Linked DNA regions of Homo sapiens: region 2 is linked to region 1. Evidence: chromatin loops called from intact Hi-C (ENCODE). Cell type or tissue: ascending aorta. All regions are shown on one strand.

Region 1 (8,000 bases):
ATACAATATTCATAGCTCTTAAATTCATGTATTTATATAGCTTTTTAATTACTGTTGAAAGTTTATCTTTCTTTTTATTATTTGTTTATTTATTTTGTCTTTTTTTGAGGTGGAGTCTCACTCTGTCGCCCAGGCTGGAGTGCAGTGGCACAATCTCAGCTCACTGCAGCCTCCATCTCCCGAGTTCAAGATATTCTCCTGCCTCAGCCTCCTGAGTAGCTGGGAATACAGGTGCGCTGCCACACCTGGCTAATTTTTGTATTTTTAGTAGAGATGGGGTTTTACCATGTTGGCCAGTCTGGTCTCGAACTCCTGACCTCAGATGATCCATCTGCCTCGGCCTCCCAAACTGTTGGGATTACAGGCGTGAGCCACCATGCCCAACCTTATTATTATTATTATTATTATTATTATTATTATTATTATTATTATTTTGAGATGGAGTTTCACTCTTGTTGTCCAAGCAGGAGTGCAATGGCGCGATCTTGGTTCACTGCGACCTCTGCCTCCCTCCCGGGTTCAAGTGATTCTCCTGCCTCAGCCTCCCTAGTAGCTGGGATTACAGGTGCCTGCCATCATGCCTGGCTAATTTTTTTGTATTTTTTTTAGTAGAAATGGGGTTTCACCATGTAAGCCAGGCTGGTCTCGAATCCACCTGCCTCGGCCTCCCAAAGGGCTGGGATTACAGGTATGTGTCACCGCACCCAGCCCTATTTTTTTTTTTTTTCTTGAGATTGAGTCTAGCTCTGTCACCCAGGCTGGAGTGCAGTGGCGTGATTTGGCTCACTGCAACCTCCGCCTCCCGGATTCAAGTAATTCTCCTGCCTCAGCCTCCCAAGTAGCTGGGATTACAGGTGCCCGCCACCATGCCCAGCTAATTTTTGTATTTTTAGTAGAGACGGGTTTTCACTGTGTTGGCCAGGCTGGTCTGGAACTCCTGACCTCATGATCCGCCCTCCTTGCCCTCTCAAAGTGCTGGGATTACAAGCGTGAGTCACCATGCCTGCCCCCTGGTCCTATTTTAAATTTTTTTAAGAGACAAGGTCTCACTCTGTCACCCAGGCCTCAGTGCAGTGGCATAATCATAGCTTGCTGCAGTCTCAAACTCCTGGGTTCAGGCAATCCTCTTGACTCAAGCCTCCGGAGTAGCTGGGACTATAGGCACACACCACCATACCCAGCTAATTAAAAAAAAATTTTGTAGAGACAGGGTCTTGCTGTGTTGCCCAGGCTAGTCTTGAACACCTGACCTCAAGCAATCCTCCTGCCTTGGCCTCCCAAAGTGTTGGGATTACAGGTGTGAGCCACTATGCCTGGAGTCTTTTTATTTTCAAGGTAATGTGTACTTAACAACATTTGGAAAACATAAAATAATATAGAAAAGAAACTACTCATTCTCTTACCTTGGAATAACTTTTATTAGCATTTTAGTGTACTTGCAATCATTTTTTTTTTGGTGAATTGATGTTTCTTTTTTATATATTGTCAAGATAGATGTACAATTTCGATGCTACATTTTTTCTTTTAACACTTCATCTTAAACATTCCTCATTTCTGTAATTATATCATCTCTTAAAATAATGTTTATAATTTAAAAATTATTGTATAATGTTTCATCAAGTCAATATGCAGTAATTTACTTAGCCATTCCCCTTTGTTGGATGTTTAAATTATTTCACATTCATTATTATTAGATGTAATATCTGAACATTGTTGTGCTTAAAATTTTTCCATGTTTACATTTTTTTCCTTAGGATTAAAAACTGGAAGTATAATTAGTGAATAAGAAAAAATAAGACCAGGTGCAGTGTGGCTCATGCCTTTAATCCCAGCACTTTGGGAGGCCTAGGCAGGAGGATCACTTGAGCCCAGGAGTTCAAGACCAGCCTGGGAAACATAGTGAGACCCCATCTCTACAAAAAAATTAAAAAAAAGCCAGGCATGATGGTGCATGCTTATACGCCTAGCTACTCAGGAGGCTGAGGTGGGAGGATTGCTTGAACCCGGGAGTTTGAAGCTGCAGTGAGCTATTATCATACCACTGTACTCCAGCCTGGGTGATAGAGTGAGACCCTGTCTTTTTTTTTTTTTTTTTTTTTGAGACAGAGTCTTGCTCTGTTGCCAGCCTGGAGTGCAGTGGCACGATCTCAGTTCACTGCAACCTCGGCCTCCTGGGTTCAAGCAGTTCTCCTGTCTCAGCCTCCTGAGTAGCTGGGATTACAGGCATGCACCACCACGCCTGGGTGATTTTTGTATTTTTAGTAGAGACAGGGTTTTGCCATGTTGGTCAGGCTGGTCTCAAACTCCTGACCTCAGGAGATCCACCTGCCTCGGCCTCCCAAAGTGCTAGGATTATAGGCGTGAGCCACTGTGTCCGGCTGACCATGTCTCTTAGAAAAAAAGAAAAAAGAAAAAGATTTAAGGCTTTTGATAAACATTGCCAAATTGCTTGCCAAAGAATGTGCTATGGTCTGAATGTTTTTGTTCCCTCACCAAATTCGTATGTTGAAACCTAATCTCCAATGCAATAATATTAAATAGTGGGGCTTTGGGGAGGTGATTAGGTCATGAGGACTCTGCCCTCATGAATAGGATTGGTGCTTTTATAAAAGAGGCTTGAGGGAGCCTTTTTGCTCTTCCACTATGTGAGGACTTAGCAAGAAGACACATCTGTGAAGCAAAAAGCCATCACCAGACACTGAATCTGTCGGCATTTTGATCTTGGACTTCCCAGCTTCTAGAACTATGAGAAATAAATTTCTTTGTATATTACCCAGTCTAAGGTATTTTTAAAAATAATAGACTGAATGGACTAAGACAAATGTGCAGTAGTTTTCAAAAACGCTTTTACATATGTTATCTGATTTGATGGCATAACAAACTCTACTTAGGCAGGGCAGATATTATTAGGCTCACTTGCTAGATGAGGAAATTGAGGTACATAAAGTATGAATGTATTAAGCAGGCTTATTCACCTGACGCTTAACAGAATTTGAACTAGGCATTGTGTGAAATGCAAAATGAATAAACTCAAAGTCGAGTTGACGAGATAGATATAGACACCAGTAAGTATAAAACAAGATGGCCTAAGAGAAGGTACAGAAGAGGTAAGAAGGACAATGAATTAGTGCCCAGATTTCTCTGGGTGCTGAGATCTCTTTCAGCCAGGGCCATGTGAAAACACTCTGGGGTGGCAGATGAGGGTAAGGAGGCATATGGAAGAGGGGGTGCTTCTGAGTTGGGCTGTACAAAACTGAAAAGGATTTCCATAAGGCCTGGTATAGAGATAAGGGAGCAGTGGAGGGGTATAGCAGGTTATTGCAGATAGTGCAAGCAAATGGATGTGGGGAGAATAAAAGAGGATATATATATTTTTTTATTTTTATTTTATTTTTATTTTTGAGACGGAGTCTTGCTCTGTCGCCTAGGCTAGAGTGCAGTGGTGCCATCTCGGATCACTGCAACCTCTGCCTCCCATGTTCAAGAGATTCTCCTGCCTCAGCTTCCCGAGTAGCTAAGATTACAGGCGCCTGACACCACATCTGGCTAATTTTTGTATTTTTAGTAGAGATGGGGTTTCATCATCTTGGCCAGGCTGGTCTTGAACTCCTGACCTTGTGATCCACCTCCCTCGGCCTCCCAAAATGCTGGGATTACAGGCGTGAGCCACCAAACCCGGCCAAAGAGGTAATATTTTAAAAATAATTTTTAGTTAAACAAACAACCACTTTTGTGTTTTAGAAATACACTTATTTTTGGCTGGGCGCGGTGGCTCACCCATGTAATCCCAGCACTTTGGGAGGCCGAGACGGGTGGATCATGAGGTCAGGAGTTCAAGACCAGCCTGGCCAAAATGGTGAAACCCCGACTCTACTAAAAATACAAAAATTAGCTGGGTGTGCTGGCAGGTGCCTGTAATCCCAGCTACTCTGGAGGCTGAGGCAGAGACTTGCTTGAACCCGGGAGGCGGAGGTTGCAGTAAGCCAAAATCATGCCATTGCACTCCAGCCTGGGCGAGAGAGTGAGATTCCGTCTCCAGAAAAAAAAAAGAAAAAAAGAAATACACTTATTTTCTTGGACTGTGGTAGAAGGATTTTGCTAAAAATATTGTTTCATCCTATCCTGTTACTGGCTTTCAGTAAATCACAAAGTGTTCACTTGTAATACTTTTCTTTAAAAATAAACATCCCAGGATTGTTTTCATCCTTTTTATTAATTAACCCCTAAGCATGGTGCTAAAATACTGGGCTTGTTTTTTTTGTACTGCATGACCAAACTCCTATATTTTGAACCACTTAAACACTTCTCATGAGAGCCAGACATCCCTAGTAGTGTGTGCTCACAATAGCTAATGGCTTAACAAGCACTGTCAGGCAGCCTCACATTTCAGCTGCTCGTTTTGCTGAAGGCAGATAATTTATGCTACATCCCACAGCACAGACCAAGTACATAAAACCAGAGAGGAATGTTAATGGAAAAAATTACAAATTCTTAAAGTGACAGGGCTTTTATAGTTAACTCTTTTAATCAGTTTGCAGTGTTATCAGGTTATGTGAAAGTTTGAATGAAATATGGAAAATGATAAATGAAAGAAGTTTGTAAAAGGCAACAAATACAGTATATTTGATTTAAAACATAGGGCAGTGTTTGGCACATAGTAGGCATTCAGAAATGTTTTTTGAATGAATAAGTGAGTGGGTGTATTTTTAATTTCTGATGTACTTAATATACATTTTATTTTGTTACTACTAAATTTTACTGAACTGGCAAACTTTTTAAATATGTGGAATGAATTGTAAGACTGATAAATCTTTAAGCAAATGTAGTTTAATTTTTGCTAGAATTTTTTGAGACATTTGCCTTATTTTATGGCTATGACTTAATTATAAATATGGGCAGAATATTAATCATAGCTGTCAGACAATTCAGATTTTTCAATTACCTCAGATAAATTTTCTGCTTAGTTTAGTTAGAGCACAATAGTAAGAGCAAGATTGTAGGGTGGACCAATCTAAAAGTGTTATGATACCCTGGGTAAATTAGTTCTTCCTAGGAAAGACTGACACATTTTCTTCAAATAGAAAAGTTACTTCTGGTAAGAGCAAGAACTGATTCTCAAAAAACACTATATTTTACTTTCTCTGTTCAGAGAGTTAGGCTTTCAATTTGGTTAACAAATAGCCCTCTGATTTTTTTTTTGTAATAAAGGAAACAGTACCTACTAATTATTAAGTACTTTTCATTGGTAGTGACTGTACTAAGGCCTGTACTGAGACAGGCATTGCCTCATTTATTTTTATCCTTACTCCAACATTATGAGGTATATACTATTATCATCCTCATTTTACAAATGTGGAACAGAGGCATAAAGCCAAGGGCACAGAGCTATTAATAGATGGAGCTGGAATCCAAATAGAGCTCTGATTCTAGTATTTAGTGACTGAGTATTTAGTCATTGTCTTTCTACGTGTATGTTTAACTTATCTAAAATAGTTCATAAGGTTTCATTTGAAACTTATCTCACTTGCCAGTGAATGTGCTACTGTTTGATGCTACAGAAACATTTTCACTTTCTTTCACTTTTAACTTCCTGTTCTCTAGGCCTTAGGAACTAGGTAACCTAATAAACTTGCCTTTTGAAACAATACTGAAATAGCCAGCATTTATTGGCTGCTCACTTTGTACCAGGCACTTCCTAATTGTTTTACAAGCATCTTATTCATTACAACATTCTTCTACTATTCGCCCCTATTTTACAGATCAAAAAATGAAGCTTAGTCAGGTTAAGCAACTTTGCTACCAAAGTTAGGAAATGTTGCTACTAAAGTTAAGCAATTTAGCAAAATTAAGCAACCCTAAATCACATAGGTTAAGTAAGTAAGTAGTGGATTTGGGATTTGAACTCAGGTTGTTTGACTGACAGTTGGCTTACTTAACCACCCTGTTCTACTGCCCTTTTTTTTTTTTTTTTTGAGATGGAGTCTCACTCTGTCGCCTGGGCTGGAGTGCAGTGGCGCGACCTCAGCTCACTGCAACCTCCACCTTCTGGGTTCAAGCGATTCTCCTGCCTCAGCTGCCGAGTAGATGGGATTACAGGCGCCCACCACCATACCCAGCTAATTTTTGTGTATTTTTAGTAGAGGCGGGGTTTCACCATGTTGGCTAGGCTGGTTTTGAACTCCTGACCTCAGGTGATCCGCCCTCCTTGGCCTCCCAAAGTGCTAGGGTTACAGGCGTGAGCCACTGCGCCCGGCCTTCTACTGCCTTCTTAAATTAAGTAGTGGGCCTGTCTCTGAGCAGATTCAGACACCACTTCCCCTCCCTTGTAAAGCACGCCTCTCACTGACATTCCCAGTCCACCAAGTGAGAAGCCTGCAAAACTCAGACTCCCATAGAACATTGCTCTGAGACCTATCAGGCCTGCACATGTTGGAATGTTCCGTATAGATTTTGTGATTCCTCATGGTTAGAACATTGACAGCCTTCAAGATTCCCCTAAGGGAGGACAAACTTTTTTCTGACATGTGAGCCACTCTCTGGTTACAGATGGAGGGCGTGGACTGCATCTGTCTTGGGGCTGCTTCTCTCTCTCACTTACCAGCTGAAATGCCCCAAACACTTGCCTGCTTATTTTTGTTCTTGCACTGTTTCCCACAGTTTTTTTTTTTCCTTACGGCGAAGCACAGATCTTTCTGTTTCATGTGGCACCAGCTGTCTGGTTTGCTCCCTCTGTACCTGTTACCACCAGCTGGAGCAAATGGGAAAGAATACATTTGGTAGAATGGGGCTGACCCATGAGGCCTACCTCTGTTAGCTCAGTGGGTACCCTCCACAGGGGAAACAGTGTGAGTTTTTGTAATGTTGCTACTCTCCCTGGGAGGTCTTTTAAGGGCTGAGTACCTAAAGATGTTTTTCTATCAGACTTTTTTTCCCTCCGCCCCCCGCCTAGGTTCCATCTTGCATTCCACTGCTAAATCAGATTAACACCAAAAAAACTAATACCCGATGGGATGTTACAGTTTACAACAGATTTTATATTCATTCTCTCATTTAACCCTTACAACCACCTGGTGGTAAGTATAATACATATATTTAGGTATGAGAAAACTGGCTTAGCTGGTGGTTGAGGTGGCTCATGCTTGTAATCCCAGCATTTTGGGAGGCTGAGGCAGAGGGATCACTTGAGCCCAGGAGTTTGAAAACAGCCTGGGCAACATAGGAGATCCTATCTCTATAAAAGAAAAAGAATTTAACAAAAAAGAAGAGAAAACTGGCATAGAGTAGTTAAGTAATTTGCCCAAGATCATGCAGCCCAATATACTTTTGCCAGGGAATCCCTGTTCCTTTCTGCTATCTGATACTATAGCAGCTTTTTCTCTTTTTTTTCTTTTCTTTTCTTTTCTTTTCTCTTCTCTTCTCTTTTCTTTTCTTGTTTTTTGAGACGGAGTCTCACCCTGTCACCCAGGCTGGAGTGCAGTGGCACTATCTCGGCTCACTGCAACCTCCTCCTCCCTGGTTCTAGCAATTCTCCTGTCTCAGCCTCCTGAGTAGCTGGGATTACAGGCCTGTGCCACCACACCCGGCTAAATTTTGTATTTTTAGTAGAGACGGGGTTTTACTTGTATTAGTCAGGCTGTCTCAAACTCCTGACCTCATGATCTGCCTGCCTCGGCCTCCCAAAATGCTGGGATTACAGGCATGAGCCACTGTGCCCGGCCTATAGTGGCTTTTAGGTAGCATGATTATCAAGTTGAGTGAAGCTCTTGAGAGGTGTTTTATACCATGTAGACTCTTTGTAGCAGAGAGCATTTAGAATTTGGAGGTCAGCACAAGTGGCCAAGCTGTGGCAGGTGTTCAATAAATTGTTGTCGAACTGAGCTGGTCAGATATTGTCACCAATTTAGCCTCAGGCAACCCTTTTAATCTCATTTGCCTTGTATTCTTTTACTGCCCTAATGGTCTCAAAAGGTTGTTGTAAGGATCAAATGAGATAACCTATA
Region 2 (8,000 bases), 97 kb before region 1:
TCAAAAACCATAGATACCTCTTAGCTAGTCTTCAAAGTAAAAGAAAAGAGTACTTGCAGAATTTATTGCTTTTAGTGTGCTTGCTTTATCTGGAGGATTTTGAACCTCAGGCCTCTCAAACAATCCCAGTTAAAATTCATGTGTAATCCCAATATGAATATCAGTCCTCATCCCTGCGTTGTGTGCATTATTTTAAACTACTACAAGAAAATTATCCCCAAAGAATTAATTGGTCAAATGGCTGGTAAAGTGTTGTTCCTCTCAAATCTTGTGTCTAGTGTAGGTGGTGGGGAAGCCTTCAAATGCCACCATCAGGCGTTTTGAAATTCTGCCATTCCACTGTTCAGCTCTAGAGACATGCATCAGATAGAGAACAGTCTGGGGGACTCTCGCTCTAAAGAACAAAGGACAAATACAGTCAATACATTCCATAACGTTTACATTTCCTTTGGCTTTTCCCCTTGGTTTTTCCTGAGAAGGAGTGACCTGGGCAAAGCACCCTGCTCTCTAAAAGACACTGTATAGACCTTTTAGAAGCGCAAAGTCCAAGGCCGAGGTGAACTTCAGGTCAGTGCGTCTAACAAATATGAAAATGTCGGCTAGTGAAGGGCGCGCCTTGTGATTTAACAAAGACTGTCAATGTGTAAGATTAATAAGAAACAAAATGCACACGGTGTCACTGTTCGGTCACTTTGAAACTTGGGACAGGGTTGCATTCAAGAGGGAATGCTGTTACAAATATATTCAAAATGATTCAAATCAGATTCAAACCAAGCTGCAAAACATTGCCTCCCTTGCACCCTCCCTCTCCCTCCGACTCCCTTCACTCTTCTCCATCTGGGATTCGAGGACATGATGAAAAGTTATTTCACCTAATGGGATTTTAAGAAAGCTTTTGTTGGGAATATATGTTATCCCTGCACGTGGAAATGAGCAAACGTGCTCACCAGTTTCCTAAGGAAAGGATAACGCTTTCACCCCGCTTGGGACTGGAGCCAGTTGGTGTGTGAGGATTAGCATGCTCCCTCTCTGCTACATTTCAGGGCATCCCATCTTTTCTCAGGCGAGATGCTGCTGGTAAACTTCAGTTTGTTTATTAATTGAGTTAGTTTCTTCCTGGCTTTACTTTGGTGTCTTGGATATTGTGTAAAGGCAAGAGGTATTTTTTTTAAATGTTTTTCAAAAGATTATTTGATTCAATGGAATGATGCTATGGTTTGCAAAGGGAGATTGAGGAAGGTTCAGAAAAGGTACTGAGATTGTTTATTACAGCCATAAATCTTGCAGTAAAATGTCAAAATGTCGGTGTTGAGATAACACTTGGTGGTCCTGGCTCCGTTTGTGTTTATGATACGAACCACAAAGACAAGTTACAGGCCTTGGGGGATTCTGTGTAAGGCCATCTTCCTAAAGTAATAGAATCACACAAAACACAGGCACAGCTAACTCGTTTGGGTTAACCGTATACAAAACAGTGTTTATGTCTCGTTAATACTTAAAAATAGAAACTTGGTACAAGGTTCTGAGGCTAAACAACAGAATTTTGTGTTTTAGTGTCTGTAAATATTAAACAGATATGGTTAAGACCCTAGTACTCAAGGCTGATGACATGAGAAGGAGGGAAGATTTCCTTGTCATGCTTTTTGTCCCCCTGAAACTTATAGGGTTCAGATTTGTAATACGTATGTCTATATATTATTTATATTACATTTTATATAACCTATGTGTATATTATTTTTTCTTGCTAGGGAGAGATATTGGTTCAGGTAGATGTATCACATTCTAAATTTTTCCTCCAGTCTAGAGAGGATGGCTAAAGATTACACTCAGTGTTGATTTCTGTCTGTGGCTCAAATTTCTTTAAAAACAAATTTTCAGGGTGCCTCATGTGAATGGACAGCACTCTTCACACTCATATACACCTAACGTGGAAAATCTCTTTGTACCTCTTCAGGGTGATTCCAGTTAGAAAGCTAATATGATCCCCTTTTTAACCTCTTTTCCTAAATTAGTTTAAAGATTAGTCCCATATAATAGGCTTTATGTGGCTAAGCATTAAGTGACTATCCATCAAATGGATATATTCCAGCATTTAGTAACTCATATGAGTAACCAGTATGAATGAAGATAGAATTGACATTCCTTTTCAAGTGTCTCCAGGCTTAGGAAATAATTTTCCTTGTCTGCGTTCCAGACTCAGTTGTGAGAAGGCTGTTTATACTGCTCTTTGAAAAATCAACTAAGGTGCACCAGCTGAAAAATCCTTGCTTTTGCATGCCAATATGAAAATATTTTTAGAATGGTGACTATGCTAGTTTACACTGCTTTAATTTAGGCTGAAAAGTAGAGGATCTAGATATGTCTACTACTCAGAAAAGAAAGGGAGAAAGCACACAGCACAAATAAGGCATCAGTATTTACTTCAAAGATCAACATTAGGTGGAATTAATAAGTAATTTATTTGTTAATAATGGCGTAATTAGTGTACCCATCAAATTTCAATTACCAAATAGCAGGCAACAGTCTCCTCTCCCTCCTTTCCGGAGCTTCTGATATCGTTAATACGCTAATTTTCAGCAATTCAGAAATTATAGACTGTCCTGCAAATATAACTCTAGCCTCAGATACTGCCTGAGAAAGCAGGATCTAAAAGAGAAAACATGAAATTCTTAGCTGGAAAAGACCCATCAGCGATCAGACCCGGCAAGGTGTTTATTCTACCCTTAGCTTGTTTTTGTTTGGGGATAGTTCTGAAATAGGAAGTTATTGTTTTCAAAGCTCGGTTCTGTGGAGGTGTTGCTTCTATCCATTCCCATCCTTGGGCCACCTTCTCTCTCACAATCGCACCTAGTAAATGCGGGCATATTTAGCTCTCACATCGACAACCCCCGTCAAATTAGATGCTATTACGAAGGTTCCAATTTTTCTTAGGAAAACACGAAACAGATTGTCTCTGAAAGAAGGAAAAAATGAAAAGTGTCCATCCAGTTATAATGGAATGGCCTCGATTTACATCCTTGGGTCGATTTCTCTTAGCTGCCCGCCCACCCTTTGCAGCTTCTGCCAAGCTTCTCAAAGCAAGGGCTCTCAGGCTGACACGCAAGGAGCAGGGTGTGGGGAAGGGGGATCTGCGGTTGAGAAAATGTGTCTGGTGGCCTCTCAGTGGCGTACATAAAAACCAGGATGCCCCTCGGTCCCAACGCCCTTCCTTTCGCCTGTTAGCCTAGAACCCCTGAAGGACACGAAGCCTGACTGGGTTGCGCCCGAGGTCAGCGCTGAGTCGCGGCCGCCAGACAGCCCGAGGCCTAGGCCAGCAGTAGGGCAGGCAGAGGGCTCCCGAGAGGACCTACAGCCTGACAGGGCCTGAATTCCCAGCGGGAACCAAAGCTGGGGGGCTGGGGTCCAAAGCTCCTGCTCCCTCCCCCAGCCCAGGGGCCGGACAGCAGCATCCATCACGCACCCGCGCGTTTCCTGATCCGGGTCCGCGCGCGCGGTGCGCCCATTGGTGGGGGCGCTGCACGTGGGGCACGGGGCGGGGCGCGCGCTGGGCTGGGGAGGAGCGGCTCGAACTTTGGTGGCGGCGTCTGCGGGAGGGGGAGGAGTGGGCACTTGACAGCGGGGGGAGGGGAAGGGCGCAGAGGAAAGGGGGATGGGAAGCGAGGCAGGAGGGGGAGGGGCCTCGGCAAGCCCAGAAAAAACGACAACGCGAGAAAAATTAGTATTTTTGCACTTCACAAATTAATGACCATGAGCTCGTTTTTGATAAACTCCAACTACATCGAGCCCAAGTTCCCTCCCTTCGAGGAGTACGCGCAGCACAGCGGCTCGGGCGGCGCAGACGGCGGCCCGGGCGGGGGCCCCGGCTACCAGCAGCCCCCAGCGCCCCCGACCCAGCACCTGCCGCTGCAGCAGCCCCAGCTCCCTCACGCGGGCGGCGGCCGAGAGCCCACTGCCTCCTACTACGCGCCGCGGACCGCCCGCGAGCCCGCCTACCCTGCTGCCGCGCTGTACCCCGCGCATGGGGCCGCGGACACCGCCTACCCCTATGGCTACCGCGGCGGCGCCAGCCCCGGGCGGCCGCCCCAGCCCGAGCAGCCCCCGGCGCAAGCCAAGGGCCCAGCGCACGGCCTGCATGCGAGCCACGTCCTGCAGCCCCAGCTGCCGCCGCCCCTGCAGCCTCGCGCCGTGCCCCCAGCGGCCCCGCGGCGCTGCGAGGCGGCCCCCGCCACCCCAGGCGTCCCGGCAGGGGGCAGCGCCCCCGCGTGCCCGCTGCTCTTGGCCGACAAGAGCCCGCTGGGCCTGAAGGGCAAGGAGCCCGTGGTGTACCCCTGGATGAAGAAGATCCATGTCAGCGCCGGTACGTGGCGCCGCTTGGGAGGCGCGGGAGGTGGGCCGGGGCTGGGCCTGGGTTCGAGGGTCGGGGTCAGGAGGGAGAGGCTCAGGGGAAGGGGGCCTCGGGAGGGGAGCCCCCATCTGACCCGGGCTGCGGTGAGATGTGGGTATGTGCGCGCCAGCCAGCCGCCTGATCCCAACATGAGAACCCTTTTGTACCCAGGGTCCCTTTATCAGGAGATTTACGAGACGCCAAACTGTTAGGGCAGTAATTATAGCCCCCATAAATTTAATTGCCCTGGCAGAGGCTTCAGGCCATGTGTCTTTGAAGCTTTTCTTCAGCCCCAATGCCCAGCACCATTCTTTATGGCTCTCGGGTGTTTCCCGTTGTCAATAGCCTGTGAAACATTTTCTTTGCCGTTTTATGTATCTTGCGTGAACTTGGTGTCAGGTTATTATATAATGATGATGTCCAATTGCTCTTCCCCACCCCACCTTCTCTCTCCTCCTCCTTTCCCTCTCTTCCGCTCCCTCCTCCTTGGCCTTCTATTTCGGGGTTCTGGGTTTTCAGTTAACCCCAGTTATAACGGAGGGGAGCCTAAGCGCTCTCGAACCGCCTACACCCGGCAGCAGGTCTTGGAGCTGGAGAAGGAGTTCCACTTCAATCGATACCTGACCCGGCGGCGCCGCATCGAGATCGCCCACACGCTCTGTTTGTCTGAGCGCCAGGTCAAGATCTGGTTTCAGAACCGGAGGATGAAGTGGAAGAAAGACCACAAACTGCCCAACACCAAGATGCGATCCTCCAATTCGGCCTCGGCCTCTGCCGGCCCACCAGGGAAAGCACAAACTCAGAGCCCACACCTCCATCCCCACCCCCACCCGAGCACCTCCACACCCGTTCCCTCCTCCATATAATCTTCTAGAGATCTTAACCAGTTTCTATCCCTTACCTGCTTTTCTCTTCTCTTCTCCTGCTCCGTTCCTCATCCACCCCTCCCCATCTGGACCATAATAGACACCAAAACAAACCCAAATTGGTGAAAAGAATAATCAAAAAGAAGACATTATCCGGTTAAGAGTCTGTGCTGGTTGCCACCCAAGAGAGAACAGTTGTCCAGGATGCTGGCTGGTGGAACAACCTGCTGGCCCGAAACAAGGCTGCCAGGTGTGGATACCTGAGAAGGACTACTTGGTATCAAATACTTTTGAGATGGCTACAGTCAGCTAGCTGGACAGCCCATGCTGAGTGGGGACATACACTTGCATCTTTGTTGAAAGCAGAAGAAGACAGACCCTTTCCCCACCTTCCTTACCTCCTCTTCCCCCATTAAGGCAGCTCATCCAAGCTTGTATTTAACTGAATAAATGAGTAGACATTGTGGACCTCACAAGATTATTTAATTCTTAAGATGTGTAGACCTTGATGGTAGGTGTGACATGTTAGTTTTTCTTACTTGCATTTATTTAAGACACTGTTACAGAGATACTGTTGTCCCCTTCTGGGGCACGGTCTTTGGGGAGAGGGGAGTGCATTTAGACTTATGTGGAACTGTACAAATTGTGATGTGGCTACATAGAAAGCCATGTGCTAAGAATAAACTCCATTTAAAAAACATTAAAAATCTAAGATTCATGTGTTTTCTAAGCTTTTCATTAAGAAAACAAAAGTCCTCTGGATTGAGATACTTGACCTTGCATGTAAAAACCTTGTAGATAGCTTGAGCTGGATTCACTTGGATTCTGACGGCTCACATAATTTGTGTGTGAGAGTGTGTGTATGTATGTTCAACTTGAGCTGAACTCTTGTCAAGCTTGGCCTACTGTGGAAAAGTTCCAAAGAGTAGGAAGGCTCTTGAGCTCTGAGAGGGCTCCTCTTCTTCCCAAACTTGGCCAGGCTTTCAGGCTTCAAGTCTCTGTAAGGCATAGAAACGTGTCCTTCCCTGCAATGAAAGTTGAAACCATGCAGTGCTGTGGGCCCAGGAGTTTCTGCAGCTGTTCTACACACTGAACTCTGAGCACACTTGGAAAGAAGTGGTCTCTTTGGTATTTGGTATTTGTTGCACCTTCACACTTAATCTGCCTGTTTCCCAGGAGATAAAAAATAGTTTGTGCAAAGGGTTGAGATTAGTTTTTGTTTCCTGGCTGTTCTTAAGGTCCTCTTCACTAACTACAGACTGGGAATTTTTGTTTGTTTGCTTGTTTGTTTCTCTTTTTTGAAGAAAGAGCTTTCAAATAAACTGAATTTTACAAGTACACTCTCCAATGTCTCTTCTGAGGAAAAAGCATAATATACCCCTAAAGTTCACCCCATGCAAAGTAGACCTGGGAGAGTTTACTGCTGGAAAATAGCCAAACTGGGTCACTTTCCTCAAATGCTTTGTGAATTTTCTGCTCGATTCCAGAGATCTAGATCCAAAAGGCTGAAAATCAAAACCCACTTCTCGATCTCTATAACCCTAGTATTTGTTTACTGATTTAGATTTGATGCTTACTGCAGGGAGTTCCCTACAATAAGACCACAAAAACCTGTGCACACTAGCCCCAGAATATTAGAACTGTCACCTGGCCTTGAAAAAGTGCAACTTTTAAGTAATGTAGTAATTTTAGCATAGATGGGAGTAAGTGCTCACCTGCCTCTGCAATATCAGAGAATTTTTAAACACATTTCTCTCATTAGTGGCAAAACCCTTTAGCCAGTGTCAGAGCTGGTACCCCTTTCACCCCTGCTGCCCTGTGTGTGATACAAACAAGGGTGATCCGTTCTATACCTACAAATCAGATTTGAGAGGAAAGTGATAGATACCAGTCTCTGAAGAGCCAAGAAAATTCGGGAGCAATCAAATACACACTTACCTTCCCAAATCAGGATAAACCTGGCATAAAGTGCATTTTATAAGGTGTGAACGGGTGCCAGGGATTTCTGGAGGCAATGCAACTGCTGCTGAAACTTATTAACCCTCCCCCTACTACACACACTTGTAAAACAAAATTAAATCACGCTGAAAATAGCAATTTTCCCAGGAATCATTAATCACCTCAAACAATAAATACTTCTTTGTAATTCAACAGCAATTCTGAAAGGCATTCTCTGGGAAAAGTCTGTGGAGGAGAGAGGGATCTTCTTGCAAATAATGTGGTCTCAGGCAAGGACACAGCATCTTGGCTGTCTGCTAAAAAAAAAAAATGCCTAGACTCTCAGTGGAAATTGAGTGTCAAGCTGCAAAATCTCAAATGGCAGACTATCATCATTTAAGGTAAATTCTTATATTTCTCCTTTGTGGGAAAAGAGGGGTATGGGAATATTCATTAGCTTCATGCTGCAGGCAGTTGTATGAGGATGAAAGGGGTGACTTTCTTTCACTTGCACTTATAAGTCCATCCAGAAAGGGAAGAGAGAGGATTGAGATCATTTTTCTGATATTCCAGGACAAGATGGCATTTTTGTCCCAACTGTATTGATTATTAAGGTATTGGTGAGTTTTACAAAACCCAGATTATAGAAAATGATCCAAATGATTGCCATTTCTTAAGTGTTGTTTTGCCTGCTTCAAATTGGCCTTTAAGGGAGCTTGTTATAAGAGATTAGAAAATCCCACTTTGTGCTTCAAAATCATGCATTGTCTGCCCTTTGCTAGGGCAACCATAAGAGTTCACCGAGAGGACAA

The links. A loop is a pair of places that touch in the nucleus more often than their neighbours do. Peaks named below come from ENCODE experiments on the same cell type or tissue, not always from the same donor. Only the 100,000 strongest peaks of a DNase experiment are listed, where the experiment ranks them.
Region 2: it touches region 1 in a loop (5-fold over the local background); 9 of 110 quality-filtered maps call a loop at or near these places.

What each region holds. Positions count from the first base shown.
Region 1 is chr7:27,029,420-27,037,419 of GRCh38, reverse strand. No RefSeq gene overlaps it. Among named protein-coding and RNA genes, the nearest start is that of HOXA1, 63 kb to the left of the region's middle. RefSeq lists an enhancer at 6,427-7,132. In ascending aorta, no CTCF peak of the experiment used is centred here; no DNase peak of the experiment used is centred here; H3K27ac peaks cover 2,223 bases.
Region 2 is chr7:27,126,475-27,134,474 of GRCh38, reverse strand. HOXA3 (homeobox A3) reads left to right here. Exons shown (of 6, transcript NM_153631.3): 3 at 7,405-7,589. It overlaps HOXA4 (homeobox A4), which reads left to right and starts at 3,718. Exons shown (of 2, transcript NM_002141.5): 1 at 3,718-4,357; 2 at 4,904-5,950. The coding sequence starts at 3,742. The coding sequence ends at 5,250. HOXA-AS2 (HOXA cluster antisense RNA 2) reads right to left here. Exons shown (of 4, transcript NR_122069.1): 4 at 5,715-6,275. RefSeq lists a silencer at 3,491-3,560. In ascending aorta, a CTCF peak has its summit at 4,305 (motif pointing left); DNase peaks (open chromatin) are centred at 3,544, 3,914, 4,314 and 5,094; H3K4me3 peaks cover 4,221 bases; H3K27ac peaks cover 4,438 bases.